Linked DNA regions of Homo sapiens: regions 2, 3, 4, 5, 6 and 7 are each linked to region 1. A link is a contact called in ENCODE Hi-C or POLR2A ChIA-PET data. All regions are on one chromosome and are shown on one strand. The core of a region is the stretch at or near the end of the contact, and the rest is flanking DNA. Distances in the headings are between cores, read along the strand shown. Region 1 holds the start of CCNI (cyclin I). Region 2 holds the start of HNRNPDL (heterogeneous nuclear ribonucleoprotein D like). Region 3 holds the start of LIN54 (lin-54 DREAM MuvB core complex component). Region 4 holds the start of HELQ (helicase, POLQ like). Region 5 holds the start of ABRAXAS1 (abraxas 1, BRCA1 A complex subunit). Region 6 holds the start of HNRNPD-DT (HNRNPD divergent transcript). Region 7 holds the start of THAP9 (THAP domain containing 9).

Evidence for each region. A loop is a pair of places that touch in the nucleus more often than their neighbours do. ChIA-PET counts read pairs that join two places held with the same protein, here RNA polymerase II (POLR2A). Pooled maps may share reads with other maps.
Region 2: a loop to region 1 is called in a map of CD8-positive, alpha-beta T cell, with 7 times the contacts of the local background. The contact joins the promoter of HNRNPDL here to the promoter of CCNI in region 1. A Hi-C loop is called at or near these places in 3 of 168 maps with a recorded cell type or tissue (CD8-positive, alpha-beta T cell and naive thymus-derived CD4-positive, alpha-beta T cell), 1 of 37 single-sample maps with no recorded cell type and 12 of 50 pooled maps. POLR2A ChIA-PET finds 5 or more read pairs at or near these places in 1 of 52 experiments (IMR-90).
Region 3: a loop to region 1 is called in a map of CD4-positive, alpha-beta memory T cell, with 37 times the contacts of the local background. The contact joins the promoter of LIN54 here to the promoter of CCNI in region 1. A Hi-C loop is called at or near these places in 2 of 168 maps with a recorded cell type or tissue (CD4-positive, alpha-beta memory T cell and naive thymus-derived CD4-positive, alpha-beta T cell) and 8 of 50 pooled maps. POLR2A ChIA-PET finds 5 or more read pairs at or near these places in 1 of 52 experiments (WTC11).
Region 4: a pooled map shows a loop between it and region 1 (11-fold over the local background). The contact joins the promoter of HELQ here to the promoter of CCNI in region 1. A Hi-C loop is called at or near these places in 8 of 50 pooled maps.
Region 5: a loop to region 1 is called in a map of CD8-positive, alpha-beta T cell, with 8 times the contacts of the local background. The contact joins the promoter of ABRAXAS1 here to the promoter of CCNI in region 1. A Hi-C loop is called at or near these places in 3 of 168 maps with a recorded cell type or tissue (CD8-positive, alpha-beta T cell and naive thymus-derived CD4-positive, alpha-beta T cell) and 5 of 50 pooled maps.
Region 6: a map of naive thymus-derived CD4-positive, alpha-beta T cell shows a loop between it and region 1 (5-fold over the local background). The contact joins the promoter of HNRNPD-DT here to the promoter of CCNI in region 1. A Hi-C loop is called at or near these places in 1 of 168 maps with a recorded cell type or tissue (naive thymus-derived CD4-positive, alpha-beta T cell), 4 of 37 single-sample maps with no recorded cell type and 12 of 50 pooled maps. POLR2A ChIA-PET finds 5 or more read pairs at or near these places in 2 of 52 experiments (CD4-positive, alpha-beta T cell and T-cell).
Region 7: a loop to region 1 is called in a map of transverse colon, with 12 times the contacts of the local background. The contact joins the promoter of THAP9 here to the promoter of CCNI in region 1. A Hi-C loop is called at or near these places in 5 of 168 maps with a recorded cell type or tissue (B cell, CD8-positive, alpha-beta T cell, naive thymus-derived CD4-positive, alpha-beta T cell and 1 more) and 15 of 50 pooled maps.

Annotation. Positions count from the first base shown.
Region 1 is chr4:77,074,739-77,078,871 of GRCh38, reverse strand. It overlaps CCNI (cyclin I), which reads left to right and starts at 2,883. Exons shown (of 7, transcript NM_006835.3): 1 at 2,883-3,400. RefSeq lists enhancers at 1,717-2,687, 2,586-2,815 and silencers at 2,996-3,345, 3,406-3,555.
Region 2 is chr4:82,428,953-82,433,105 of GRCh38, reverse strand. It overlaps HNRNPDL (heterogeneous nuclear ribonucleoprotein D like), which reads left to right and starts at 2,644. Exons shown (of 8, transcript NM_031372.4): 1 at 2,644-3,858. The coding sequence starts at 3,416. It overlaps ENOPH1 (enolase-phosphatase 1), which reads right to left and starts at 2,516. Exons shown (of 6, transcript NM_021204.5): 1 at 2,193-2,516. The coding sequence starts at 2,276. RefSeq lists enhancers at 1,926-2,025, 2,389-3,184, 3,336-3,425, 3,746-3,805, 3,185-3,980 and silencers at 2,266-2,585, 2,706-3,105, 3,476-3,715, 4,026-4,153.
Region 3 is chr4:83,008,342-83,012,686 of GRCh38, reverse strand. LIN54 (lin-54 DREAM MuvB core complex component) reads left to right here and starts at 1,864. Exons shown (of 13, transcript NM_194282.4): 1 at 1,864-2,203. RefSeq lists enhancers at 1-43, 1,925-2,024 and silencers at 1-50, 1,775-1,854.
Region 4 is chr4:83,454,293-83,458,308 of GRCh38, reverse strand. HELQ (helicase, POLQ like) reads left to right here and starts at 2,486. Exons shown (of 18, transcript NM_133636.5): 1 at 2,486-2,912. The coding sequence starts at 2,616. It overlaps MRPS18C (mitochondrial ribosomal protein S18C), which reads right to left and starts at 2,251. Exons shown (of 6, transcript NM_016067.4): 1 at 2,132-2,251; 2 at 1,351-1,400. The coding sequence starts at 2,231. RefSeq lists enhancers at 2,199-2,493, 2,480-2,589, 2,930-2,979, 2,408-3,238.
Region 5 is chr4:83,483,129-83,486,884 of GRCh38, reverse strand. It overlaps ABRAXAS1 (abraxas 1, BRCA1 A complex subunit), which reads left to right and starts at 1,785. Exons shown (of 9, transcript NM_139076.3): 1 at 1,785-1,899. The coding sequence starts at 1,813. RefSeq lists a silencer at 1,570-2,059.
Region 6 is chr4:82,373,105-82,376,986 of GRCh38, reverse strand. HNRNPD-DT (HNRNPD divergent transcript) reads right to left here and starts at 2,419. Exons shown (of 2, transcript NR_183813.1): 1 at 2,322-2,419. It overlaps HNRNPD (heterogeneous nuclear ribonucleoprotein D), which reads left to right and starts at 2,996. Exons shown (of 9, transcript NM_031370.3): 1 at 2,996-3,541. The coding sequence starts at 3,309. RefSeq lists an enhancer at 2,868-3,037 and a silencer at 3,398-3,497.
Region 7 is chr4:82,898,240-82,901,984 of GRCh38, reverse strand. It overlaps THAP9 (THAP domain containing 9), which reads right to left and starts at 1,250. Exons shown (of 5, transcript NM_024672.6): 1 at 1,103-1,250. The coding sequence starts at 1,182. THAP9-AS1 (THAP9 antisense RNA 1) reads left to right here and starts at 1,069. Exons shown (of 4, transcript NR_034077.1): 1 at 1,069-1,651; 2 at 1,762-1,908. It also overlaps a transcript of SEC31A not described here. RefSeq lists a silencer at 891-1,240 and enhancers at 766-1,285, 1,551-1,670, 1,286-1,805.

The DNA.
Region 1 (4,133 bases), core at 1,634-4,133:
GGTTTTTAGTACAGGTTGCATATCCCTGATACAAAAATCTGAAATGCTCCAAAATCCAAAGCTTTTTGAGTGCCAACATGACACTCAGAGGAAATGCTCATTTTGGATTTTCAGACTAGGTTGCTCAACCAGTAAGTATATAATTTAATGCAAACATTTCCAAAACTGAAAAAAAAGTTTAAAATTCAAAATACTTCTGGTCTCAAATATTTTGGATAATACTCAACCTAAATATTCACAGTTGCGCAACCATCAACACAATCAATCTCAGAACATTTTTCTCACCTCAAAAAGAAACCTTCAAAAAATCAGTTGGGCATGGAGGCATGCGCCTGTGGTTCCAGCTACACAGGAGGCTGAGGCAGGAGGATTGCTTGATCCTGGAGGTCAAGGCTACAGTGAGTCATGTTCACACCATTGCACTCCAGCCTGCAGCCTGGGGGACAGAGCAAGGCCCTGTTTCCAAAAAAAAAAAAAAGAAAAAAAGAAAAGAAAAAAAGAAAGAAACCCCCATATCATTTAACTATCATCCCCTAATCCCATGCCTGCCCCTAGCCCTAAGCAACCACTTCCTTACTTTCTGTCTCTATATATTTGCCTATTCTGGACATTCACGTAAGTGGAATCATATAATATGTGGTCTTTTGTGACTGGCTTCTTTCATTTAGCATACTGCTTTCAAAGGTTATGCATGTTATAGCATGTATTAGTATTTTCTTTTTATGGCCCAATAAGATTCCATTGTATAGGTCGGTGTGACGGCTCATGCCTGTAATCCCATCACTTTCAGGCTAAGGAGGGAGAATTGCTAGAGGCCAGGAGTTTGAGACCAGCCTGGACAACATAGGAAGTCTCATGGCACCCCCATCTGCGCCACGGAGCCAGACCCCATCTCTTAAAAATAAAAATTTGATTGTACATAGATGTATCACATTTGATTTATACAGGCGCCAGCTGATGAACATTTAGGTTGTTTCATCTTTGGCTATTATGAATAATGCTAACGTTTGTAAAAAAGTTTTTGCATGGACAAATATTTTCCTTTCTCTTGGGTATATATTTAGGAGTGGAATTTGCATTATTCTTATTGGAGTGAAAATCAGAAGCAATTTCATGGTCTAACAATGGAATTATGTTACACTCTCAATAGTATTATGCAGAAATGCTACAGTCTCAAGAGTAACATGCAGAAAAATGGTGGCTTTTTTGAATGAAGACCATATAATAATAGGCTACATGAAGTGAAAAAAAGAAAAAAAAAGGATACAACCCACTTGAAATCCTCCTAGGGCTTCCCATTCCTTCTTCTGTTCTATGGCATCTGTCCTCTGCTTCCACATCCTGCCTCAGTTGTCTGAGGGCCAGCCACACTAGCTTTCAGAGATTTTTAGAACGTCTCAGCTTCGGAGCCTTTTCACATAACTTCCTCTGCTTGTATCATTCTTTGCCCAGTGGTTTCAAGTCTCATCTTAAATGTCACTTCTTCAGAAAAACCTTCTCTGATATCCCAAACCAGGCGGAAAGGCAAGCGTTTCCACAGCAGCCGGCGATTTTCCATCTTAACGGTTTTAATACCAGAATTGTTTACTTGGTCAAATATTGAGAGCCTTTTATACACAGGGATAGAGGGTGAAACATGCAAGATCCCTGCCGCCTGCGACCTTATATTCTAGGGAGGGGATACATGCACAAGTAAACAAGTAAATGTACTTGGTAATTTTACATAGTGATAATTAGCTCAATGGTTATCCTCTGTTTGGACTGTAAACTCCATGAAGGCAGGAGCTATGTCTGTCTTGGCTACTTCCAGTTTGCTGAGTCTGGCCACTAAATAAACTCAACACATATTTTTTCACTGACAGTTAAAATAACTATATAAAAAACAAATGGAAAAAACAAACGAGACTTCTATAAATGGTTGAGATCTAGCTCTTCCTCTTTCAAAACTCTGTAATACTACATATTTTTAAATAATTAAAACAATCAAAATAGCAAAAAGTTACCGTTTGTACTAACAGAACCCCAAATAAAACCCATTTATGTCACCACACATTCTTTAAGCACCTGGTAATAAAACCTATTCGGAAATACTCAGACGTGTTGGTTGAGTGGATAAAATCCCCTTGCCACATTGCCAAGCAGGTTCCTCGCCGTCAGCAGTATAATTTACAGTGTTTCACTGAGGCCTTAAGCACCCATGATTTGATTCTCCCTAATTTTCCGATTCCTAAAACCCTTTAGAATCTCCCTCCACCCACACAATGTGGCAGTGAGAAAAACCGCAATTCTATTTACATGTCAACGGTAAGAACACGTAATACTTTGCTAGGTCAACAAATCTGCAAGATCTCCACCCAAGAGATCAGTAGCCCCTTCCCAGTGAATCCTTCTAAGAGCCTGGGGACGAGTAGGGCTAGATAAAACCAAGCTGCTGTAAAGCTGGACCACAGGAGCGGATCGTGAAATCCCCTCCCCCAAGCGCAGCGCTCGGCCGCTTCTTTCTTCCCCAGGCGCATGCGCAGCGCACTCTCCGGCCACCGCACGCCCCCTCAGTGGGGGCCCAGAGACGCTGACGTCACCGTGCGGTCTGCAAGCAACCCTTCCGCTCCTTCAAGGAAAATGAGTCCACGGACCTTCGGCTTTTCTTAGCCACGAGAAAACGTCCTCCCTCCTTCCATCCTAGTGCCAACGACTTCCCCAGCCCGTCTCCTTTCGGCCGCACTTCTCTGTACTTTCGTTGGACCGGGAAGGCGGCGGGGAGGAACAGGAAGGGTGAAAGACCAAGTCCGCGTAGTTTACAAGGAGTGGGCGAGTCTAGGAATCGGTCCGCGAGGGCGGAGCCGAGGAAGCCGGCACTTCTTCCTCCCTTCCCCTCTCTTCCCCTCCCTCCCCAGCCTTCCCCGCGAGCGGACGCGGCAGCGCCTCTGTCTCGCTTTTTCTTATTTTTCCCCCCTTTCCCCTTTCTTTTTTTTTTTTTCTTTTCTTTTCTCCCCTCCCCCCCTTTCACCATTTCCCCTCGGAGGCGCTTTCCCCGGGCAGGGGCAGAGCCGGTCTCACCCCCCGCCTCTCCCCGGCCCCCGCCGCCCTATGGCGAGAGGGAGCCCCCTCCCAACCCGGGCTCGAGCGGCGGCGGCCTCAGGCCGGGGGTCATCATGGAACTAATTCGCTGACCGACCCAGCGGCCGCAGCCGTGCGTCCCGCTCGAGCGCCAGCGCCCGCGCCCGCGCCCCCCGATCCGCTTCCCCTTTCTCCCTCCTCAGTTGGCCGAGTCGTCCCGCGCGCACCGCCTCCGCGCGCCTATGAGAATGAGGTGGTAACGGGCCCCCGGATGACCCCGCGTCACCACTGTGAGGCCTACAGCTCTGCCGGGGAGGAGGAGGAGGAGGAAGAGGAGGAGAAGGTGAGGGGCGGGGGCGGGGGCGGGGGCTCGACGCGTCTCCGCGGCCGGCGTCGACGCGCTGGGGCCCCGCTGCTCCCCCCGCGCCGCCCCCGTGGCAGCGCCCTTGGCCGCGCGCTGCTCGCCGGAGACCCACCCTCCCGCATCCCCCAGCCCGGGGAACCTCGGGGCCGCCCTCTTCGTCCTCTCCGGCCCAGACAGACCCGTCACCTGCCCACTTGAAAACGGCACTACTGTGTTCCTTTTCGGGCCAGTTTTTCTGTCAGCGAGTAACTTTTTTTTGTGGCAGCGGCAAATTAGCTACTCTATAGTGCGTGTTGGAGGCTCTACGAGCCCGTGTTAATACACAAAGAAGGGGACACACCCCCACCCTCAGGTTGAACGATTCTCCGGGGACACCAGGAGGATTACTAACTTTGCACGGCAGACTGAATGCCAAATGAATGGGGTGAACCTCCGGTGCTGTGAAATTCGGGGGAGGGCAACGTTACCCAGGGCTTGGGGCGGGTGGGTGGGGGGAATCCGGGGGAGGTGAGATTTGAGTTGTGCTCTAAAGGCTAGATTAAATAACTGGAATTTGAAAGGAGGACAGAGGAGCCTCCGCTGGAGCTAGGGGGCTCCGTTACAGATCCTTTTGGCAGAAGTTGACAATTGGGTATCAAAACAGTGGAAGGTGTTTCGGGAGGTAGGATGGATTCAGACTCTGAAGGGGTTTGAACTAAAATGTTTATGTTTT
Region 2 (4,153 bases), core at 1,395-3,894, 5.4 Mb before region 1:
GAAAGCAAGAGAGAGCCAGAGTGGAACGAGTGAGCTGTTAACTATAAATTACAAAAATGAGGACTCCTTTTTTCTCTGAAAACCAAGAAAGCGGTTACTCTGTCACAATCCAAAAAAAAAGGAAATTAATCAATCATCAGTATTTGTCCTGAAATTTTCCGCAGAGGTCTCTGGTGTGATTAAAAACGTGGGGGAAGGTCAGGCGCGGTGGCTCGCGCCTATAATCCCAGCACTTTGGGAGGCCGACACGGGAGGATTACCTGAGGTCAGACCAGCCTGGTCAACTAAAAATACAAAAATTAGCCGGGCGTGGTGGTGCGCGTCTGTAATCTCAGCTACTCGGAAGGCTGAGGCACCAGAATCGCTTGAACCCCGGAAGCAGAGGTTGCACCACTGTATTCCAGCCTGGGAGACAGAACAAGACTCTGTCTCAAACAAAACAAAACAAAACAAAACAAAACGTGGGGAAGAGGCCGGGTGCCATGGTTCACGCCTGTAATTCCAGCACTTTGGGAGGCTGAGGTGGGTGAATCACTTGAGGTCAGGAGTTTGAGACCAGCCTGGTGAAACCCTCTTCTACTAAAAATATAAAAATTAGCTGGGTGTGGTGGCACATGTCTGTAATCCCAGCTACTGGAGAGGCTGCGACAGAAGAATCGCTTGAAGCTGGGAGGCAGAGGTTGCAGTGAGCTGAGCTCACACCACTGCACTCCAGCCTGGGCAACAGAGCGAGACTCCGCCTCAAAACAAAAACAAAAACCGTGGAGAAAATGCTAAACTCGATTTCTTCTGAACCTATGCTAAGATGTCAAGGTACTGTGATTCTTCTAAAAGAATTTTAAAGGTTGTTATGTTTGGTGTCCTAAAAGTGTACATGGATTTTATATTATAACCTACATCAAGAAACTCATTCAGGCCAGGCGCCTTGGCTCATGCCTGTAATCTCAGCACTTTGGGAGGCCAAGAATTCCAGACTAGCCTGGGCAATATGGCGAAACCCCGTCTCTACAAAAAATACAAAAATTAGCCAGGCATGGTGGCTCTCCCTTCAGTCCCAACTACTCGAGAGGCTGGGGCAGGAGGATGCCTTAAGCCCAAGGAGGTAGAGGCTGCAGTGAGCTGTGATTGCACCACTCCACTCCACTCCAGCCTGGGAACAGAGTGAGACTCTCAAAGAAAAAAAAAAAAAAGCCTTATTCACAGATAATTTTTTTTAAAAATGGAAACTAAAATAGAATTTAAAACCCAAGCTGCTCAGTTTCTTGGAAGATGGATTTTTCCTACTTGGTAATATACTTTGTATATCTCGACTATTATTGTGCATGCAAGCACCTCTAAGAAGTACTTGTATCTGCAATGAATTCTTAAACCTCAGGGAGCCAAATAAAAAGACAAGGCCCGAGGAATTCTTTCAAAAATTAAAGTAACATTTCATATTTGCTTATTCTAACAGACAAAGAATAAAGAAGGAATCCGCTAAGTTGCAAGCTGAGGTGCAGACAAGTGCTGGTTCACAGTGACATCCTAGAAGGAATGCTCTGGATAAGAGCTTCAAGCTTCTGTGGTTTTCTGAGGAAAGTGAACGGAATCTAGACGTGTCCTATAGCTCAAAAAATCAGCGCTATGGACCACAGCGCCTAACAGAGTAAAATAATACACTGTGCAGTTTGGCCACTAACAGCAAGAGTGGGAAGGGGCGAAGAGGAACCTTGATTGCCCGACACCAGGGCCACCTGAAAAGTCATCTTGACACTTCAGTCTTTCCATTTTGAGATCGGAAGCTTTAAGGACCATTAAATCGCTGCCGCTGCCACACCAGGCCCGACGGAGCAGAAAGGCTGCGCTCACCTGCGGAAGCGACCGGGTGCACACCTGCCGGGTGGCGAGGCCCGCACCGTCACACCCCGCCCCGGCTTACCTGCCCTTCGGTGATTTTTAGCGTCAACTTCCATCCCTTCCCACCCATCTGGATCCAACCAAGCGCAAGGGCGGGGGAGGGAGAAGCTAGTGTCGCGAGGAAAAGCATCCCCGCAACCCACCGCAGGCTTTCTCTCCTTCCTCCCCATTCCACACAAGAGGCAGCCACACCGCCTCTCCTAACCCTCGTCTCCAATGCAAGGCCTGAAATACTTAGAAAAAATAATAACTGTTTTTAAGGAAAAGTAACATCCCCGCTCCCTTCCGCCCCTCACCTTCACGAAAGCAATCGGGGTTGTGGTACCTTCGATATCTAACAGGATCACGGTGACTTCGGCGGGGACCGAAAGCACGACCATTTCCCTACCGGATGCTACGGGACTCGGCCTGCTGTTGGGGAGGGCGGAGGGCGGCGCCGGCTGCGGCTGCGGCCCCCGGTACCGTCTTGGGCTTCCGGCGGCCCCGCGCGATCTCGGAGCCAGCGACCAAGTGCAGCCCGCCGCGCGTGGGGAGAGGACACTTCTGCACACCTGGAACTGGAAAAGGCGGCCGCCCAGGAGCCCTGAACTCGTGAGCAGGACGGGGCAGGAGCCCGAGACCACGTGGGCAGGAAAAGGGGCGGCCCTTGACGGGTTCGGCGGGGCGGGGAGGGTGAAGGCGCCAGCGCCGATTGGCCGCCGTCAGGCCTCGAACTGGATCCGTCAAAATGGGCCTCGCGTGGGCGGGAACAAAGAAGCGAACGCGGGAGCAGGGTGCGCGAGAGCGCGCCCTCCGCAGACAGGTTGAGCGAGCGGGAGAGGCCCGGGGCACGTGCAGAAAGGAGCCCCGCGAGTGGCGCGCCGGGGATGTGAGTGCCCCTTGCCCTCTACTGAATCCAGCCCCCTCCCCGCCCACCGCCTCCGCCTTTGCATAGATACAGTCATCTGGCCAGCCCCCGCCCCTCCTCCCGGCGTCAGCCCGCCAGAGGCCGCGCGGGGCCCGGGCTTCGGCCGATCAGCCCGGGAGGCCCCGCCGCGCCCCCTTGGCCCGCGCGCCCGTGGTCACAGTGGAAGAGGCGCCCGCGCTGCGCTGCCCGGAGGAGCCGTCGCGCGCCCGCTTCCTGTTCGGCTGGTTCCTGCCAGCTCGAGGACAAAACACGCGTGCGCGCGGCGGGCGAGCGCGCTCGCCGCCTCAGTCGCCAGCGCCGGGCGCAGTCCGCCTTTTTCCGGAGCAGACTGGCCGCGGTGCTAGTCGGTAGCAGCGGCCGCCGCAGCGGCTCCGCACTGGCGAACCGAGGGCAGAAAAAGGCGGGGTTGACGGCTTTTTGGTAGGAGTGGGCTGGACCGGACGCCAGAGACAAAGGCTCCCAAGGCAAGAGGGACTGTGGCCCTGCGTCGGCTCTGCTCGGGACTGCTGACCCCAGGAATTTACGCCCCTTCGTTTTTCTCTTCTGATTCTTCTCTTCTCCCAAGCCCGCGTCCCCTCACGCGTGGCCTCTCTCCTTGCCGGGAGGGCCGCGATGGAGGTCCCGCCCAGGCTTTCCCATGTGCCGCCGCCATTGTTCCCCTCCGCTCCCGCTACTTTAGCCTCCCGCAGCCTCTCCCATTGGCGGCCGCGGCCGCCGCGGCAGCTAGCCCCGCTCCTCCCTTCGCTCGCTCCCAGCTCCGCCCGGCAGGGGGCGCGCCGGGCCCAGCGCCACGTCACCGCCCAGCAGCCCTCCCGATTGGCGGGCGGGGCGGCTATAAAGGGAGGGCGCAGGCGGCGCCCGGATCTCTTCCGCCGCCATTTTAAATCCAGCTCCATACAACGCTCCGCCGCCGCTGCTGCCGCGACCCGGACTGCGCGCCAGCACCCCCCTGCCGACAGCTCCGTCACTATGGAGGATATGAACGAGTACAGCAATATAGAGGAATTCGCAGAGGGATCCAAGATCAACGCGAGCAAGAATCAGCAGGATGACGGGTACCGCACGCTTCTTCCCCCGCTCCCCCTCCCCCAGCGCGCCGCACGCGCCCTTCGTTCCTCGTGAGCCGCGCGCTGCCCCCATTCTTTCTCAGAGTCGATTCCCCGCGTGCCTTCTGGGCCCCACTAGATTGGAGGGAAGAGGAAAGTAAGAGATCGAGGGGGTGACTGGAGAGACCCGGGAAGAGTGGGGGAAGGGCGGAGGGGTTGGAGGAGGAGGGCGGCGGCGTCTGTGTCCCGAGCGCGCAGGCGCCGCGTGGGACCCGGGGGGGAGGGGCCGGCCTCCCAGCGCTGC
Region 3 (4,345 bases), core at 615-3,114, 5.9 Mb before region 1:
CTCCGGGAGCCCGGGCCGGTGGGCCTTGGCGGGGAGCGGGAACCCGCCAGCGGGGTCCGCCGCGCCCCTTCCCTGAAGCTGGGTTGCGGGGGGCGAAGGATCCTTGGGGCTCGGTCTCTTCCCGTCGGCTCCCGAGAGGGTGGCTGTCACCCGGCAGGGCCAGCGCTCGGCCAGCCGCCTGCCCGGCGGTCTGGAGTAAGGGCTCCTGCGGCTGTTGACACGCACACTGCGCGACCCAACAAGCCACCCGTGGCGGCCCCAGGTTTCTGGGAACCGGTTTTGCTGCTGTGTCATTTTGTGCCAGTCCCTCCTCTCCCTACTGCCCGCCGCCGCGTTCTTCCTATGCCCCTTTGTACAGGCTCTTGTTCGTGCGTGTCCGTTTTCCTCGCGAAGCCCACCAGCCAAATGTCATAATGTTCCCGAGGTGCACGGGGGAAGGGAGCGGGCCGGGACTTAGCTTGGCCAGCAACGGTAAACAACCAAGCAGAGTGCGGATGGACGGGGCCGTCAGTGGGGAAATGAAGTTTAAAGATGAAGTAATTGAGAACACTTTATACTCTCAGCATCTGGTAGTCTGCATATAAAAACAGCAATTGGGGTGGGTGGTGGACAGCCCTTGTTGAAGGCTGAATCTACCGACTTTTATATGGAGTTGCCATTGAAACAAGGTAGGGAAATGAAATGACTTTTTCAACTTCAACTTCAACCTTACTCTTCCTACACTAACTTAGACAGTAGAGTGGCCCTGTTCGCAGCCTTGAAATTCAGTTTGCCCAGAGCTTATGTTGTGGTTGAATGATACAGAATTCAGCTTTTGGATGGTTAACTCTTTCTAAAATTGACAAAGGCAGCCAGTTTCCTTTTTTTTTTTTTTTAATGCTGATCTCTTCAGAAGCCTTGCAGCTTATGTTTTGTTATTTTTTAAATGATTAAGAATTACCTCTGTTCTCTTTTGGTTACTTATTCAACTGACTGATGACAAGAGCTGGTAACTCTTACCTACCTAGTAGGTAGCTCTAGGATCTTGTTCTGAAGCAAGCTGTTTATTTTTACTGTACAGAACAAATATATCAGCAGCAGATGGTTTTTTTTTAATTTGATGACTTAGATCCTAAAAAAACATTTGGCAAATAATTTTAGCTAAGAGTTATATTTTCAATATTTTAGAAATCGATCATTCATGAATGTTTCTACAATTAGTTCAATCATTTCAAATCTAGTTGCGCTTTGACGTCTTAAACCGATGACAGATTGGAAGTCGCAGTGTTCATGGACAGAAATGACCAGATAAATTAAGTTGGAGAGGAAGATAGCTCAGAACTTTATTTTTTTAAATTAGATATTTTGACCACTTCATCTGCATGAGGATTGCTGCCTGTAATTGACAAAGGTGTCAAAGGTCGAACATGCATATGGAAATAGCTCATCCTGTCAAAGTAGTTCTGCGGGTGGGGTAAAATGTCAAAGTTGGTGAATGACATTAAAGGTCTTTCACAGTGTTTTTAGTGCCTGAGATAGCCACAGTGAATGAAACGCATTCCACCATCTCTCTCAAGTTGCTGCTCTGAAAATGAAAGAGTTTGGGTTCTTTATTGTCCTTATGCCACCCTCCGCATGGCTTTTGGTCTTGCAAACAAAAATATGCCGGACTTGGGACCCCGCAGGTGGCGCGACTTCCTTTGGCGTCCCTGCGGGGGCCCGTGCTCCGCCCGGGGGTGAAAGGTCTCGGCGTAGCCCGTGTGCACTTGCACGGCCCTTGTGCGTTTGAAGGTTGGCGGGGCGGCGGGAGGCTTCCCCGGATATGTGGGTGTGCGCCTCCCGGGTGGGGCGGGCGGGGAGGGGAGGAGGAGGAAGGGGGAGGTTACTGGTGGTGGCGGCGGCGGCGGCGGCCCGGGCTCCGGCTGTCGGGGAAGCTGCTGAGCTGTGATGGTGATGACGAGGTGAAAATGGCGGATCTTTCGAAATACAATCCCGGCCCCTGACATACCAGAGGCGGCGGCGACGGCGACGTCGCCACCCCGGCTCCCTTCTCGGTCCCCGGGTACCCTGGAGCGCTCCAGTTTGGACAAACTGGGAAAGGAAGCTGCTGGCCAGAGCTATCGTGCACGGGCAAAACAAGCCCCGCCGGGGCTCGGGATTGCCCAGGACCTTCTGGAGCCCCTACCTCGGAGCCCGAGGGAGGAGAAAGCGGCAGCCGCTGGAGGTAGAGGAGGATGGGGTACCCGAGGGCTTCTCTGTCCGGAGATCTCTTTATTTGGGGGGATGGGGGTGGGTGGGGAAAGAATTGCGCGGTGGATCAAGGAATGACTTGTCCGGAGTGCGAAGAATCAGTAGCCTCGTCATGACATCAACATTATTCTTTGAGTGTTAAGAGGGCTCCAGTTTGCTCTTATACCTAAGGCTGCTGCTGAGGCCTAGAGGAACCGCTAGCACTTATCATGATTTCCTGATATAATGTTTAAAACAGCCACTCTGGCGGGTGTTGCTTTGATGGTGTTCAGCAGTTCTTGGGGTTGTACGTTTCTTTAGGGAGGCAGAGCATTGGCATTTTATCTGCATTTAAGATCTGTGTCTTAGATCCTAGTCTGTAACTTGTTGGGTTGTGGATGTTCACATTTTATAGAATAGGGACCAGTTTTGTAAGAATTAGAAAAAAAATTTTTAATGCTCTGTTATCCTTAGAGTAACTAACCTCTTTGCCCCTGCCATTTGGCATATAACAATTGAGATACTCTCAGTTATATTTTATACTCATGCTTTTCAGGGAAGTTCTTCTCTATACTCACCCTCCTGCCCCCGCCAACCTAGTTCATGAATTCAGAGAGTAAAGTTATGAAAAATTTTGCTGTAGATTTTATAATGCAAATGAAATACAGCTCTAGGAGCTCTCTTTTGGTCCTGAGTTTTACCTTCATTGTTAAGAAGGAGAGTTGCGATGGGGTGATGCAAGCATTTGTTGTGAGTACATTAAGTTGGGAAAAATAAATTGAGACCTCTGTTATTTCTAAATCACTAAATGCTGGAGTGATTAGCCTAGCCCTTTGTTTAGAGAGCTGGATTGATTGACTATAACAGCCACTGTTTTATTAGGTTATCTGAAGACCCATGTTAAGTTTTAGGTTATGCTGAAAGATCCGTAAGGAGTCTGTCTCCTTGCACACAACACTAGTGTTACAGAAAAGTTACATGTGAATCAAATTTTTAGGCTGGGCAAAAAAATTTTTATACATTAATTTGGACCCTATGCTTTTCCCCCAGCTTTTTTGGGTCAATGACATTGAGTGTATAATGAACAGAAGGATTAGTATTGAGGAATGCCCATGGGTAATGTTTATGATTAGCCCTAAATTTCCGTATTCAAATTGTCTACAGAGAGTATATGTGATATTATTTCCTTATTCAAATTGTCTACAAAGAGTATATGTAACACACTGTGCCATAGTGTGTCATATATCACAAATTTTGTAGTTTACTTAGAGGGGAAATATTTTGTGTGAATAGGTGTGTATAGTTTGTAGGTCTGGCTTTCACTTACTAGAAGAATAAGAGACCCAAAAAAATTTTTAGGAGAAATACCTTAGAGGTACTCAGAAGGTTTAATGATGACGATAATGATTATTTTTTAAAAATAATTTGTCTGATGCTGTATTATTCAGTAGGTATTTGGTTTTGTCTTTTTAAAATTACAGTTTTTATGTTGCAGTTATTTGACCCATGCCTTATAGCTGCTGACTCAGTAGTAAGACTAAGAATTTTAAAAATAATTAAAATAGGGAGATTAAAAAGCTTTTTCATTGGCTTTCTTTTAATCACAGAGGGCTATTGTCTCTTTGTGATTCTTTGTGATTGTCTTTAAAGACCAGTTTTCAGATTGTCCTGGTTAGAACAATTGTGTATTAATAATTAAAAGTGTGTTAGAAATGAAGCAAGAATTATACCACCAGAGATAGTCCAGTGTTCATTTTTTGGGGGAAGAGTATTATAGATTTTCACTACTTTTTCTTTATTTTTTTCCAAGGCAGAGTTTCACTCTGTCGCCCAGGCTAGAGTGCAGTGGCGCAGGCTAGAGTGCAGTGGCGCGATCTTGGCTCCCTGCAAGCTCCGCGTCCTGGGTTCACGCCATTCTCCTGCCTCAGCCCCCTGAGTAGCTGGGACTACAGGCGCCCGCCACCACGCCGGGCTAATTTTATTTGTATTTTTAGTAGAGACGGGGTTTCACCATGTTAGCCAGGAAGGTCTCCATCTCCTGACCTCGTGATCCACCCACCTCGGCCTCCCAAAGTGCTGGGATTACAGGCGTGAGCCACTGCGCCCGGCCGATTTTCACTACTTTTTCAAACATTAT
Region 4 (4,016 bases), core at 1,237-3,736, 6.4 Mb before region 1:
TTAATTCTGAATTTTAAAAGGTTACTATTCTACATTCAAATCCATTCAAAGGATTAGTTATACCTTTCTTACTGTGTACATATTTTGTATAAGCACTTTATTTTGTTTTAGTTTAGCCTACGGATTAACGCATGGGAAGATTCTGGAATAAAGTACAATCTTCATAGAATAAAATTTTATGGCAGAACAAAAATGATGTCTGATAAGAAAGTGTTCCAATGCTTTGCTCAGATTGTAGATAATGAAAAAATTTTTAGATTTAAGGAAACTTACAACACAATAGATAACATATGCCATTCTTAAATGAGTACAATCCCTAATTTATCCATCCCCATGTCTCTATCAAGTATTTTATCACTATTTTTATACACAGATAATGGCCCATGACTTACTGTAATAAAAGGTTCTTTGACTTTATCACCCCAGGCTACTATATAAGTTTGTATCAGTCTTTTTGGCTTTTCTGTTACCACCACTGCCTCTAATGCTTTTGTCACAGTGCCTCCTTCCTACAGTCAGTATGGCTGTCTCCAGGATAGAGGTTCTTAATCTAGAAATGGCTTTGAAGCCCATGACTCCCTGTAATCGTATGCAAAACTTCAAATGAATGGGACTGTGTGCCTTTTTCTGTGGAGAGGGTCCATAACTTTGATTAGAGACAAAGTGGGATTTATGAACTAAAAAAGAAATAATGTCCCTTTACTTTCTTAAAGTATGGTGCATGGATTAGATTACCAAGACAGATGCTCAGAGAAACTAGACAAGTTCTTTTGTTTTTTCCAATTCCTCAAACTTTCCAATTTACATTCAGCTCACGTAACTACTCTTCAGCTCTGTGCCAAGTGCTTTGTATGGTCTAATTAGTGTCAAAATACCTTTGCATGTAGCAAGAACCTGTGCTTTCAGAAAGTCCATGTTAATACTATAGCCAACCTATAGCTAAGCTTTGTACAGTCTCTTTTCAGTTATCTAAAATTCTGCTCACCCAAACTACCTTTTAAAATTCCCATATCATTTGCTTACAAAGGGCTATGTAAAAAAAAAAAAAACAATTCCCAAATCACATATCCTTAAATTTAAGATCTAGGAAGAAAAATATGGTATTATAGCAGCTTTGCTTCTAATCTAGGAATTCCCCTACTTCAAAACTCAGCTGACTACATGACTACAATCAATTCATCATCATTTCTGAACTCAGAGTAATTATCAAATTGTTTTGTCCTACGGCAGAACTCTATTCAAGTAGCTAAAATAAAAGATGTTAGAGTCTAATACCAGATCTCGTTTTAAAAAGAAAAACATTTTGGTCATATTTGCAAAGGCCTTACTAATAGAAAAAAAAATTCTTACCAGGTCCTCATTGCTGGATACCTGTTGTGAACAACCTCTTCTCCAAAGCACTGCGATTAAACAGAAACAGCAATTAACCATTTCTTTTTCTTAGCTGAATAGCTAAAGATTTTTGTTTTTATGGAGACAGGATGAATTAAGGGACACGATATTAAAGAAAGGTTTTGTATTATATTCAGAATGGTTAAAAACTTTTATATTTGGGACAGAGTAAGACTCAACATGGGTGTGCTTTCCAGGGCTTAGGGGGAAAAGAACATATTTTCCCGCCCATACCTGCTCTTTCTGACATTTATTTTCCCTTCATTCCATGGTTAGAGAAAATTCTTAATGCAAATTCTTATAGGAGAAGCAACAGAAAGGCACTGTCATACCAAAAAGAAAGTAACAGACCCGTCCCAGAAAGAATTTATAGAGAAGCACAGAGAAGATAAAATTGCAAAAATTATGCAATTTTGTTCTGTTTGGGGACCTTAGACATCTGGAATTTGCTGCTGGGCGACTCTGGAAATGTCCCTTCCTCACTAAGATTATCCAGAGATCTTAGGAAAGTCTCTGCTTTTTAAGAACCACTCCAACTTCCTCATACGTTTAAATACTTTAAAGGAGTGGATTAGACGACACTAAAACAGTCAAAGGCAATTACAGATTCCCACCCATCTTGGAGAAACTTAATCGCCTAGAAACCAGAGTCGTTTTGCTAACAGGGACGACTCTAACCATTAGGACTAAGGTTAATGCCTGCAGCGCTACAATGGAGCATAGGATATGGAGACTTTACCCGTGTGAGTCCCGGGATGTGTAAGGCTGACAGCAGCCGTTACCAAGTGTGTCAACTTCTTCCTCCCTAGACCACCGCAAACAGCAACCACAGCGGCCATGGTTCCGCGTTTCTTCCACTTCCTTTCGTTCCAAATCGTTCCGAAAGGCCCCTTCCGCTGCTCTTCCCCTGTGGGCTCGAGTACCCCGTTCAAAGGTTCCGCAGGAGAACGCTGAGGACCCGCGAGAGTAGGTGAGGTTTTTCAATACGCATGCGCAGCACCTTTCTGTTCGTGCCCTCCCTACGCGGCAGGTCACGTGAGGCTTATGATTGGACAGGGTAGAAGTTTATGCGTGCTTCCGGTCCGCGAGCCCTGAGAGCTAACTTGGGGTCTTTTCCCAAGGTGGATGTAGAAGCGGGCTCCGGCGTCCCACTCTCCCTTCCATATGGGCTTAGCGTCTGGGTCACTGAGAACGACGTCTGAATAGGGCCCTGGGTCCTTGCCATGGATGAATGTGGTTCCCGCATCCGCCGGCGGGTGTCTCTCCCCAAAAGGAACCGTCCAAGCTTGGGGTGTATTTTTGGCGCTCCCACCGCGGCCGAGCTCGTGCCCGGAGATGAGGGGAAAGAGGAGGAGGAAATGGTGGCTGAGAACAGGAGGCGGAAAACCGCGGGCGTACTGCCGGTTGAGGTACAGCCCCTTCTACTCTCAGATTCCCCGGAATGTCTCGTCCTTGGAGGTGGTGATACAAACCCGGACCTCCTACGTCACATGCCCACTGACAGAGGGGTGGGAGACCAGGTACGGAGGACTTGGAACTTGAAACTGCAAACTTTTGGCATCCTTCCCAGATGCAAAGAGTTGACCAGTTTTATCGCCTTCGTTTACTTCTCTCGTCTTCGTTACCACTGTTAATCGGCACTTAGGAGGTATTGATTGCCTTGTTATTTACATTTCTATATAAATATGAAATGTAAACCCCGAGACATAAAAGTTGTGCACGCAGCAGTTAAGTGGCATGACTGAGACACAAATCTAGGCTTCCAGATAACTGCAGCTCCTACTGTACAAATAAAATCTGCTGTTTATTGAAGACCCGTTATGTTAAGCTAGTTATATTATCTAGATTTTACGACAGTAATCAGGCCCTGAAAAGTTGAGATAGTACAGTTCTTGCTCCAAATCCTGTTGTCTTAATCACTTTACTATATTGCTGCCTCCAGGTTTGTGTGTCTTCTGTGTAGCAGACCACTCCAAGTCAGTATTCAGTTTCTCAGTCTCAATTCCAAATTCCTAGGAACTCCTTGGAGTGTCTAGTGGTACAACCATGTTTCTGTTAGAGGCCAGTCACTGTAGATTGTAGTCTGGGAGGGAAGCGCTGCAGTTATCAGAAACTTCGAATGCGCTGACATTTCAGTAGACGTCTACCAGTCTTCCTGCTGTTTTAGTACAGCTTTAAGAATTACAATCTGGCCGTGTGCAGTGGCTCATGCCTATAATCCCAGTGCTTTAGGAGGCAGAGATGGGAGGATCACTTAAGCCCAGAAGTTCGCGTTCAAAACCAGCCTAGGCAACAGAGACCCAGTCTCTACAAAAAAAAAAAAAAATTTTTTTTTCTTAATTAGCCGGGTGTGGTGGCCTGCACCTGTAGTCCTAGCTACTTGGGAGGCTGAGGCAGGAGGATCGCTTGAGCCCAGGATGTCAAGACTGCAGTGAGCTGTGATCGTGCAGTGGCTGGAGCCACTGTGCTCCAGCCTGGGTGACAGAGCCAGACCCTGTCTCAAAAATTAGAATCTCAGTATCATCGTAACACTCCTGAACCTGCTGTTTAGGCAAGTAATTTAACCTCTTTGGGCCTCCATTTCTTCAGCTGTAAGATATCTATTTACATATAGGTCTGTGATC
Region 5 (3,756 bases), core at 536-3,035, 6.4 Mb before region 1:
CTCCCTTTACATAGAGAAAAGGAATATCCTTACCTCTGAAGACACCAGGACACAGAGAAGAACCTGAACAAACAGCCCATTCTAAGTTCCCCCAGTTTGTTACCATTACATCATACTCCCTTTGTGTAATCATACTCCTGCACGACTGTCCACTCTTTATCAACCCTACGACAATTGTCTTCCACCCCTTCATTGAAATTTCATTATCTACTGACTGTGGAAAGAAGACTGAAAGTCAAACATCAAATCTAGAGCCCAGAGGAACTTTGTACTAAGTTATTGACTGCTGTTTGGGCTCATCCAACTTCCACAAAGAATTCTTTGCAAGCAATCCCTCAAGCTCATCCAAAGAATCAATTGTGATCCTCAAAATTACTTACATTCCTCCATCTCCCTCTCCCTTATGAAAAAGTGTACATAAGCATCTGAACCTCATTGGATTATTGGGTAATCACTCTACTGTGATTTTCTCCAGGGCACATTAATAAATTTGTATGCCAGTCGGGAGCGCCTGTAATCCCAGCACTTTGGGAGGCCGAAGGGGGCAGATCACCCGAGGTCAGGAGTTCGAAACCAGCCTGGCCAACATGGTGAAACCTTGTCTCTAATAAAAATACAAAAAAAATAAATAAATAAGCCGGGCTTGGTGGCACGTGCCTGTAATCCCAGCTACTCAGGAGGCTGAGGCAGAAGAATCGCTTGAACCCGGGAAGTGGAGGCTGCAGTGAGCTGAGATGGTGCCACTGCACTCTGGCCTGGGTGACCAAGCGAGACTCAGTCTCAAAAAAATAAAAAATAAAATAAATTCGTATCCCTTTTCCTTCTGTTCATCTTTTCTTTTGTTAGTTCACTCCAGTGAACCTTCAGAGGGCAGAGCTTTCCCTTCACCCCTACAAAATGAAGGCAAGAAACTTAATTCTAGGGAATAAATATATAATCATTAATTATATACATATGTATTGTGTGTTACGCAGCCACAGACAACTGCTTGACAACAAAACCCACAAATGTGCCACACTAATTCAGTAGTCTGCTATTATGCTTACTTTCAGTCATTTAAGAAACATACCTTTACGTGTGTGTGTGTGTGTGTGTGTGTGTAAAATACATTTGCCAAGCCCTGGTCCACTCACCTTACCATTTACATTAAATGAACCAGCTTACTATGATTATGCCTATCATTAAACTGTCAGAACATTAAATATCCATGTATTGTTTAAATTAGGCTGAAGTTTTCTAAAAGCAAGGGAACACACACATGCACACACACAAACACACAGACACAGAACATGGCTAGAGAGTTCTAGCAAAGACAATCCCCAAATGGTTATTAGTATTCTGTAAGTTTCAGTGAGTGAAGGGTGCTAAAATGCAGCTTGAAAACCAAAACCGTGGCATATCCACTGTGGCATCGTAATGTTGCTACTCAACTCTTTTATTCTTGTAATCATTGCTTGTCTTAAAATGACCCTGTCAACCGTGTTCATTTTGATAGCTTTGCATGTTTGTGACAGGTCGCTCAGCAGGCGCAGGCCACCAAAAGCAATTCGCAGCCCTCTGCAGTGGTACCGACATGCAGCGGCCTTCCGGGAGAGGCCGGCAGCAGAAGCGAAGGAGGAGCCGAGCGCGCGGCTGGGGACCCGCCCGCGCCCGCCCTCAGCCCCCTCGCCCCGCCCCTCTGCGGAGCGCGCAGCAGCCCGTGCGCCGGCGCAGGCCCCGCCTCCTCGCTGGGCCCCGCCTCGCTGCCACCACAGGGTCTTGCCTCCGCGCGCCCCGCCCTCGTCCTCTTGTGTAGCCTGAGGCGGCGGTAGCATGGAGGGGGAGAGTACGTCGGCGGTGCTCTCGGGCTTTGTGCTCGGCGCACTCGCTTTCCAGCACCTCAACACGGACTCGGACACGGTGAGCCGAGGGACGGGGCGGGGTCCGGCGTCGCCTGGGAAGAGCCCTGCGCGCGGCCTGCCTCCCCGCTGTTGCTCCGGTCCCCGCCCGCTCCCCCGACGCCGCCGCGCCTCCTCCCTGCGGTCGCGGCTCTGCCTTCTCTCCCCCTCAGCGGTCCCTGAGGTGCCTCGTGCCCACGAAGTCTTCTCCAGCATTAGCCCTCCCTCTGCTATCCTCCGTTATTTCCCTTTTCCGACCCAAGTGTCCCACACGCTCCCATCTTTCCTCGGCGCCCCTGTAGCTGTGGAAACTTGGGCGTGAAAAGATGGAAAGTTCACGGAGCGTCTTTCCGCTGCTCTGCGGAGCCTGCGGTAAACTTTCCGTTTCTCGCGACGCCCGACAGGCGTTTGCAAAACCAGGCGGACTTTTTCATGCAGAGCAGCGTCTGTGCGTGTTTGTTGCGATGGTAGGATGGTAAGGGAATAAAAATAGATGTTGCGTCCAGTGGCAAATCTTAGTGGATGGAACAGCTTAATCTGGTATATCAGATATCTTTTTATTTGCGTTATTAAATTTGTTAAAACAGTTTTTAAAAGTACGTTGCCTATTTTCTAAAAGTTCTATGAAATTAAAGAAACGCTGTAAAACGTTGAGCTCGGAAGTAGTTAATGTCCTGTAGCACTTTCAGTAACTTGCAGAAAGAAAGTCTAAGCATCTGAAATACACTTCCCTGCTGTGTGGTACAGTTCGGAGAATACCCTGCTGAACAATGCCTAGTAATTTCTGCTAAGTTCATTTTAAGATATAACGTCTATTTTACTCAAAATTGCCTTAATATAGGTCGGGCGCGGTGGCTCACGCCTGTAATTCCAGCCCTTTGGGAAGCCGAGGCGGGTGAATCACCTGAGCCCACGAGTTCGAGACCATCGGGGACAACGTAGTGAGACCCGGTCTCTACAAAATCTAAACATTACAAAATTGCTCTTTGGCACAATCCTAATAAAGGTTGGAATTGGTATGTTTTATGTATACAATTTCAGATAACCTTACAAAGTAATACCTAATAAAGAACAAATATATGACCATTTAAAATATATGTGTAGCTGTGGAAATTATTTTGGAATACCTGTAGTGTAGATAGAGTGGGACCGTAAATCCTCGGTAGCTTAAACGATTAGCCCTTGGGAAGTACCTGAGTGCTAGGGAGGCCCCTGTTTCTCAGATCTTTTTCCTGAAGTCTTTAAAGGGTGGTTTTTCTGGCTAGTTGCACTTGCATTGCCCCCCTGCTTCCCTTCCCTGAGTTCGTCTTTTGAGTATCAAAATCAAGAACACTAGATTCTGGATATCCCCCCGCGTGATTCCAGTAAAGACTCACATTATGGAAATAATCCTTTTTTACTTTTAGGGGAAAAAAGCATTATTAATTATAAAGAATATAAAATATTTCTGTAATCACAGCACTTTGGGACGCGGAGGCAGGAGGATCATTTGAGCCCAGGAGTTCAAGACCAGCGTGGGCAACATAAGGAGACCTCATGTCTACAAAAAAATTTTAAAAATTAGCCCGGCGTGGTGGCACGTGCCTGTAGACCCAGCTACTTGGAAGGCTGAGGCAGCAGGATTGTTTGAGCCTGGGAGGTCAAAGCTGCAGTGAGTAGTGATTGCACCGCTGCACTCCAGCCTGGGTGATGACAGAGCTAGACCTCTTCTCAAAAAAAAAAAAAAAAAAGATATAAAATCTTCATTGTCAAGCACATTGGGTCTTTAAGTGTGCCTAGAGAAATTGAATTCCCCAAAACTCAGATAAATTACCACTGGGGTGGCAGAATACAAGTAGTTTTAAAAGAATCGGGCTCACAGCACTCCTTTTAGAAAGCA
Region 6 (3,882 bases), core at 1,170-3,669, 5.3 Mb before region 1:
CCTGGGCAACAGAGTGAAACTCTGTCTCAAAAAAAAAAAAAAAAAAAAAAAAATTCCTGGGCTCAAGCAATCATCCCTCCTTGGCCTACCAAAGTGTTGGGATTATAGGCATGAGCCACAGCACCTGGCCAAAAGTTTTTTTTTTTTTAATGCCAGAGATGAAATGAGATGGTGTGGAGAGGAGACTTTCAAGTCCCTGGAAGAACACCTAGTTTGCTTGAAAGCCCCTTAATCTAACAAGTTGGACATACTTATTATTTTGTCATTCAATAATTCAACTGGCAATTACATAGTGTGGATATACTGCTGCTGTGTTTATGTGTGTGTGAGAGTGTGTTAGGGAGGGAGAGATACATAGAAGACACTGTTTTCTAAGAACTCATGGTCTAGTAGAAAACAATGAAGAATAACAGAGGTAAAGATAAAGGGCTGTGAAAAGGGATCATTAATTCTGCCTCAGGAAGCCTGGGAAGACTTCACATAAATAGTAACATTTGTTTGTTTTTGAGACAGGGTCTCACTCTGCCTTTCTCACTGCAGCCTCCACCTTCCAGGTTCAAGTGATCCTCCCACTTCAGCCTCAGGAGTAGCTGGAACAACAGGAACCACCATGCCAGGTTAATTTTCTGACTTTTTGTAGAGGCAAGGTCTCACTCCGTTGCCCAGGCTGATGGCCAACTCCTTGAGGCAAGCAATCCTCCCGACTTGGCCTCTCAAAGTGCTGGATTACAGGCGTGAGCCACCACGCCTGCCAGAAGTTAAGTGAGTTCCAAGAAGAATATTGTGTGGATGCAGGAGCACATCCTGGATGTAGAGATCTTGGCCATAATATCAAGGACTATCAGTGATATGGACATCATACATCCTCATAAAGCATGTAAAGGTGTTAGCTTTAAAATCATTCCTAGGTTGTCTGGAACTTTTGACATAAATTCTAAGAATTCCAGAAGCTCCTAAGCTACATGTGAAATCAAAATGAACCTTTTGGAAAAGTCACTATTACCAAAAGGTGGGTATGTCTAATGATATCTTAAGATCAAAATAAATGACAATTACCGTCACTTGAGCCAGAAAAGATTAAACAGACTTCCCTTCAGTCAATCATCTTAGTTGTATCTAACCCGGAATATATGGTTTGAGCACCATATCCACTTTATCCTTTGCTAATATTCTGGCAGGTGGAGACAAATGTGGAGTCACTACCACTTTACGGTAAACATTCTTGGTATTACCTTTATGTGACTTGATTATTACGGGAGTTTGGTAAGATTATATTTTTAGGACGTTTTCAGAATTTGACCTGTATTCTTGAGTTTTAATTATTCTGTAATGTAAATTCTACTAACTTGATTAATAAAACTTACTTATAATCTTCCTTTGAGATTTTTGGATAGTGTCCAATTAATACAAATTCGTTTAACTGCAGTGGAAAATACCTAAACTTTTTTTTTTTTTTTTTTTTTGAGACGGAGTCTCGCTCTGTCGCCCAGGCTGGAGTGCAAGTGGCATGATCTCGACTCCCTGCAATCTCCACCTCCCGGGTTCAAGCGATTCTCCTGCCTCAGCCTCCTGAGTACCTGAGATTACAGGTACCGGCCACCACGCCCGGCTAATTTTTGTATTTTTAGTAGACACGGGGGTTTCACCATGTTGGTCAGGCTTGTCTCGAACTCCTGACCTCGTGATCCGCCCGCCTCGGCCTCCCAAAGTGCTGGGATTACAGGCGTGAGCCACCGCGCCCGGCCCAAATACTTAAACTCTTAAGATTTTTGCTGGAGTCTGCAAACTCGTCTTTGTTTCCCCCGTGCCCGAACACTTTAATTAAACAGGCAAATAATTATTTGTTGACTACAGAAGTACCTAGAAGCTTCATTTTCTTCTAAGGATACTGCTGGAAGCAGCAAATCCCAAAGCCCGAATAATCCAGTCTCCAGCCGAGGCAGCGGGAATTTTTAATAGGTGTATAAAATTACTTTTTATACACCTTAATGAAACGCCTAACGGTGTTACAAGAAAAGAAAAAAAAAAACCACGCACACACAACAAAAAAGCCAAACCCGAACACAAACTCATAAACCTCGTAAAGATGACTCACGACATTTATATATTCTATGTACAAAGGCTAAAGAACATTAAGCGAACCCTTGATTTAACACACTTTCCAATTATTAGTAACGTAAAGGAATCACGGTACGTTTTAGGATCTTTAAACAACAAAAGCAAAGCAAAAACAATGTTTTCCTTAAGATATGCAAGTTACCTGCTTCTTCGACCAAAAACAAAAAAATTCCAGGAGAAAAGCAGGCAAACAAAAATCTTACTTGGAAAGCCAAATCTTAAAAAGAAGCCCTATCGGCCCAGCGGCGATAGACGAAAACCTCAATGTCACCCGGTCCCGGGCGGCGACGGCAGGGAGAGTAGCTGCGGCAATCAGTGCGCGCGCGGTCCGCTGCGGCGCCTGGCGCTCCGCGGGCGTCCGGGTGGACAGCGCCAGGGGCACAGGGCTGACATCTCAGGGCTAATTCCCTCCTCCAGTGCGTAAATCCAGGCTTAAGCCGCCGCAGGGTGTGAGCCTCCCCTCCCCCACCCGAACGCCGCAGCTGCACGGGGCACGACAGCCTTCGCAGAGGTGCAGCCACACCCCGGCCTAACGCTGCTGCTCCCGCCGCTACTGGAGTGGTGGGGAGGGGTGAGTGGACTCCAGGAATCCTCGGAAGGGCGGGGGCGGAGGCAGGGGGCCCCTCTAGCCGCTACTTCGAAACAGCACTCCTTGTTCTCGATGGTCCCCGCGCGACTGTCTTAGCTCACGACACTTCCGGTTCCTTTTAAAGGCCCCCAAGGCTGTGCAACGCGGAGCGTGAGAGGAAGGTATAAAGGGTAGCGAGAGGGCGGGACCGAGGAGGAAAGGGAAAAAAAAAAAACTAGGGGGATAGGGGTGGGGGGACGCGCGAAGGGCGCGCTCTCGCGTCACGTGACCGGGACGCGCCGTTCTTCCGTCGGCCATTTTAGGTGGTCCGCGGCGGCGCCATTAAAGCGAGGAGGAGGCGAGAGCGGCCGCCGCTGGTGCTTATTCTTTTTTAGTGCAGCGGGAGAGAGCGGGAGTGTGCGCCGCGCGAGAGTGGGAGGCGAAGGGGGCAGGCCAGGGAGAGGCGCAGGAGCCTTTGCAGCCACGCGCGCGCCTTCCCTGTCTTGTGTGCTTCGCGAGGTAGAGCGGGCGCGCGGCAGCGGCGGGGATTACTTTGCTGCTAGTTTCGGTTCGCGGCAGCGGCGGGTGTAGTCTCGGCGGCAGCGGCGGAGACACTAGCACTATGTCGGAGGAGCAGTTCGGCGGGGACGGGGCGGCGGCAGCGGCAACGGCGGCGGTAGGCGGCTCGGCGGGCGAGCAGGAGGGAGCCATGGTGGCGGCGACACAGGGGGCAGCGGCGGCGGCGGGAAGCGGAGCCGGGACCGGGGGCGGAACCGCGTCTGGAGGCACCGAAGGGGGCAGCGCCGAGTCGGAGGGGGCGAAGATTGACGCCAGTAAGAACGAGGAGGATGAAGGGTGAGTAAGGGGCATCCCAGGATAGTCAGGCCCAACTAGTCCCCCTCCCCCTCTTTATTCCCCCGCCATTAGGCCTGGTTCCCGCTCTCAGCCCGTTCTCCGGGCCCCCATGCAGCCTCCTTGCACTGGTCTCCCTTTTTCTATGTTGGGTTCCCCGGACCTTCATTTCCTTCTTCCTTTGCCTGCTTATCGCCCCCCTCCCCCATCACACACGTTTCCACCTTTAGCCGTCACCATGCTGCTCCTCGGCCCGCCCTCCTTTCCTCCCTCGCCATGGGTCTCCTCCCACCGACTTAGCCGCCAGGATTTTTTCCCGCCTGTCGTGGGGTACCTTTTTTCTT
Region 7 (3,745 bases), core at 1-2,500, 5.8 Mb before region 1:
AAAGTCTTACGTTTTAGTTTTACAAAATTCTACAAGGCAGGTTTTTATTCCTCTTACAGAAGAAGAAACCAAGACCCAGAGCCAAGTACAGACATCAGTAAATACTCAATTAAAATTGGAATTCATGTCTCCCTAGTTTAAAACTACCTCTATCACAAGAAAAATCCCAAATCAATTATGGTCTCACATACACAATGAGTTGGTTCACACTGCTAACAATTTAGGTGGAGGAATCAGCCCTATTTAAAAAATAGAAAACAAAAAAAAAAAAAAATCAATGAATTTTATACATAGCCTACCATACATACTCTAAACTCCTTAACCTGGCATTTACATTTTTAAAATGGTTTCTCAGGTACTTTTCCACTCCTCTATATTTGCACTTTCTATCCTTTACATTTTCCCATGCCATTCCTAACTACCCTCTTCCTACCCCCCCTTTCCAACCATAAAGTTCTTTTTGATCTTTCCATAAATCTGCTCCTTTTGTCTGTGAGGATCTATTTTACCCACTTTTCTACTTGCTAGTGTACCCTGAATACTGAATGACCTATACCAGTCTGAACCATGGATATGAGTTCAGATAAGACTGATCTGAAATTCTTCCCCACTGTCGAGCCAAATGAAACTTCCCTGCCATGATCAAATCCAGCCAGAATCGGACCGGCCTTGCACAGCTCGGCTAACAGCACTTAAGAACTTGCAATGTCAGGCAGTACAGGAGAAAACTGATCTGTACTCGTGCTCAGGAAGACGCCACACACACACTTCAACCGTTGTCCTAAACTGCCTTCCCTTTCGGCCTCCTCACTTCAAATAATAAGACCATCCAATTAATGGAGGACTCCTTTCGCGTAACTCTCCTTAAAGCGGTAGGCGGTGCGAGAACCGGCTATTCAGAGGTAAACACTGGGCGGGAAGAGAGAGAATCTCAATTCTCACAGTGCCCCAATTCCGCTCCCACGCCCCGACGCTGCGCACGTCACGTCGCGTCACACACGCGGCGCGACCCACAGTGCGGCCCGGCCCCGCCCCACGCCACGCCACGGCCCGCCGGGCCCCGCAGGGAGTTCGAAGGCTTCGAGGCTGCTCCCATACGCACTGGTGGAAGGAGAGGCCGCGCTCCCGGCTGAGCACGGTGTCACGGGTGCTGCAGCCCACTGCGGAGCAACTTCGGGTCATCTTCTTGTTACGTGGGGCCCCACCTTCGGGGTTCCCGCGACAGCATGAATCACGACCACTTTAGCTCCGCCCGTTGACTCTGCGGCTACGACCTTTATTTGTCACGAAAGGCGGGCTTTAGAGGCGCGGGACTTCCACACTTCCTCTCCGAAGGCCCTGCGCCGGTGCCGTAGCCAATGACAGGCCACGTTGTGTCCCAGCAGCCAATCGGAAGGGCCTGAGCCTGAAGACGTGCATTTGACCGCTCCTCCCTCCGCGTTGGAGGCGGAATAGTGGGTTTTGCTGCAACCGGTTTATTTTCCTTCTGTTTTCACCCATTCTGGCACAATCTGGCGCCATCGTCCTTCTTGTGAGGCCAAGCCTGAAAATGCGAAGCAGAGAGGCAGGACCAAAATTGAGGCGAATCCAGGAACCTGCCAATGGGTCTCCGGGTGCGGTCTCTGAAACTGGAGGATATCGGGAGGAAAGGGTATGGAAGAGGGATAAAACACGGTGCCTTAGGTGTGTTGAAGACAGAGTCGGGCCAAAAATATATGATTTACTGAGATGCGTGTCGTGTTCTTGCGCTTTATCTTGTAGCTCTCCGATGCGGAGATAATGGGGAAGCTCTTGGCATGGTTGGCTGTAGGTATGTGATACCGGAGGAGCAGGAGTCAAATAGGATACGCCGACTTTTAATTCAAGGAACCCTTTTCTGAAACACTTTGCCACAATGAAGGAAATAAGGTAAGGTTCTTGGGGCTCCTCAGTAGTAATAGGGGCAGGGGACAAGGGGCAATTAAGTGGTTTTGGTTGGGAATGAGGCATTATGAATAGCTTTCAGGAGATAGAGCTTAGAACAATGTCTTAGTTATAAGCTCTTATGTTTGAGGAAGAGATTTCAATTTGCTTAGAGAAGGAAACGGGCCAGTGGGTTTTTGTCTCTGAGAAGGAGATCCTTAGCATACAGAAAACAGAGAAGGGTTTGCAACTTTTCCGTTTCTTTGTATAGCACACAAAAATAATTCCAAATATCCAGGCCTAACAAGATTGCTTCTTTTTCCCCTTTGTGTTTACTTTGTCCAGATTACAGCCGAAGATACATATTAAGGTATTACTTATTCACACCAGTTTTCCATTATAATATGCTTGTATCTTCTCTGAATGGAATTAATAGCTTTTGGTTATGGTTCCTTAAAAGTCACATGGCCTAAGGATAGATGGTCAAGGAACTTTGGAAAAATTGGTCCCTGGGGGATGTGCAGGGCAAATACTTTTTGGCTGTAAGGTGTGTGCAGAGAGTAAGAACTGGATTTAAATACTGTAAGTTGGTTGGGCTGTTAGAGCCTTTTCCTGCTCAACCAATTAAGACCCGAGTGAGGCTGAATAAAAATAACATTGTTTTTAGCTATCTTTAAGGAAAAAATTAGTTGCCTTATATTTTTGTAACAGTTTTACTCAGATATAATTCTCATACCACACAACTAATTGGTTTAAAGTGTACAATTCAGTGGGTTTTAGTATATGCACAGAATTGTGGAACAGTCACAATCAATATTAGAACATTTTCATCACTCCAGAAAGAAACCTCATTCTTACTAGCAGCACCTCCAAATATTCCCCCACCCCGCTCAGCAAACACTAATTTAGTTTCCGTGTGCCTCTGCCTGCTCTGTACACTTCATGTAAGTGGAATTATGAACTAATATATGGTCTTTGTGACTGGCTTCTTTCACTTGGAATGTTTTCAGAGTTCATCCATCTTATAGCACGTATCAGTACTTTATTTTTTATTGCTGAATCGTACTCCATTTTATGGATGTAGCAGATTTTGTTTATCCGTTCAACAGTTGGTGGACATTTGGGTTTTCCAATTTTTTTTTTTACTATTATGAACATTTGTGTACAAGTTTTTGTGTGGACAAATGTTTTCATTTTCCTGATTACACACCTAAGAGTGGAATTGGTGAGTCATAAGATAACTGTGTTTAGCTTCTTGAGGAAGTGCCAGATTATTTTCCCTAGTGGCTGCACCATTTTACATTCCCACCAGCAGTGGATGAGGCTGCCAGTTTCTCCACATTTTTGTGCATGTGAAGTGGCTGTCTCATCGTGGTGTTTGCCTTTTCTTAAGGACTCAAAAGTTTGCAGATACAGGCATTCACTTGCCATTTTCTTAAGGTAGAGTTGAAAGTACTGCTGCCAGTTCATCATCTGAAATGAGGGCTGTTTTCTTTCCTGTTTAATTGGATTGCAACTATTTGCCTTTCCTAAAGATGAAATAGTGTGCTTCCTACATTATTCTGACAACATTCCTTTAATTGTTAATTTCAGATGAATTTCTGAAAACTGCTTTTATCAGAACAGATTTACTTAAATGAAGGCAATAGCCGCAAGGGGTCACTGCTCTAGATATTTACTTCTGCATAGGAAATAAGTAATCCTTTATAGATGGAATTTTTTTTTCTTAGTTGTATTTTTGTATCTTTACATTTGTTTATAACTTATCTATACTTTTTTTGTTGTTGTGATTATTTTACTGTTGACATGGAAGTTCTCAATCTGATCATTTGGTTATATCATT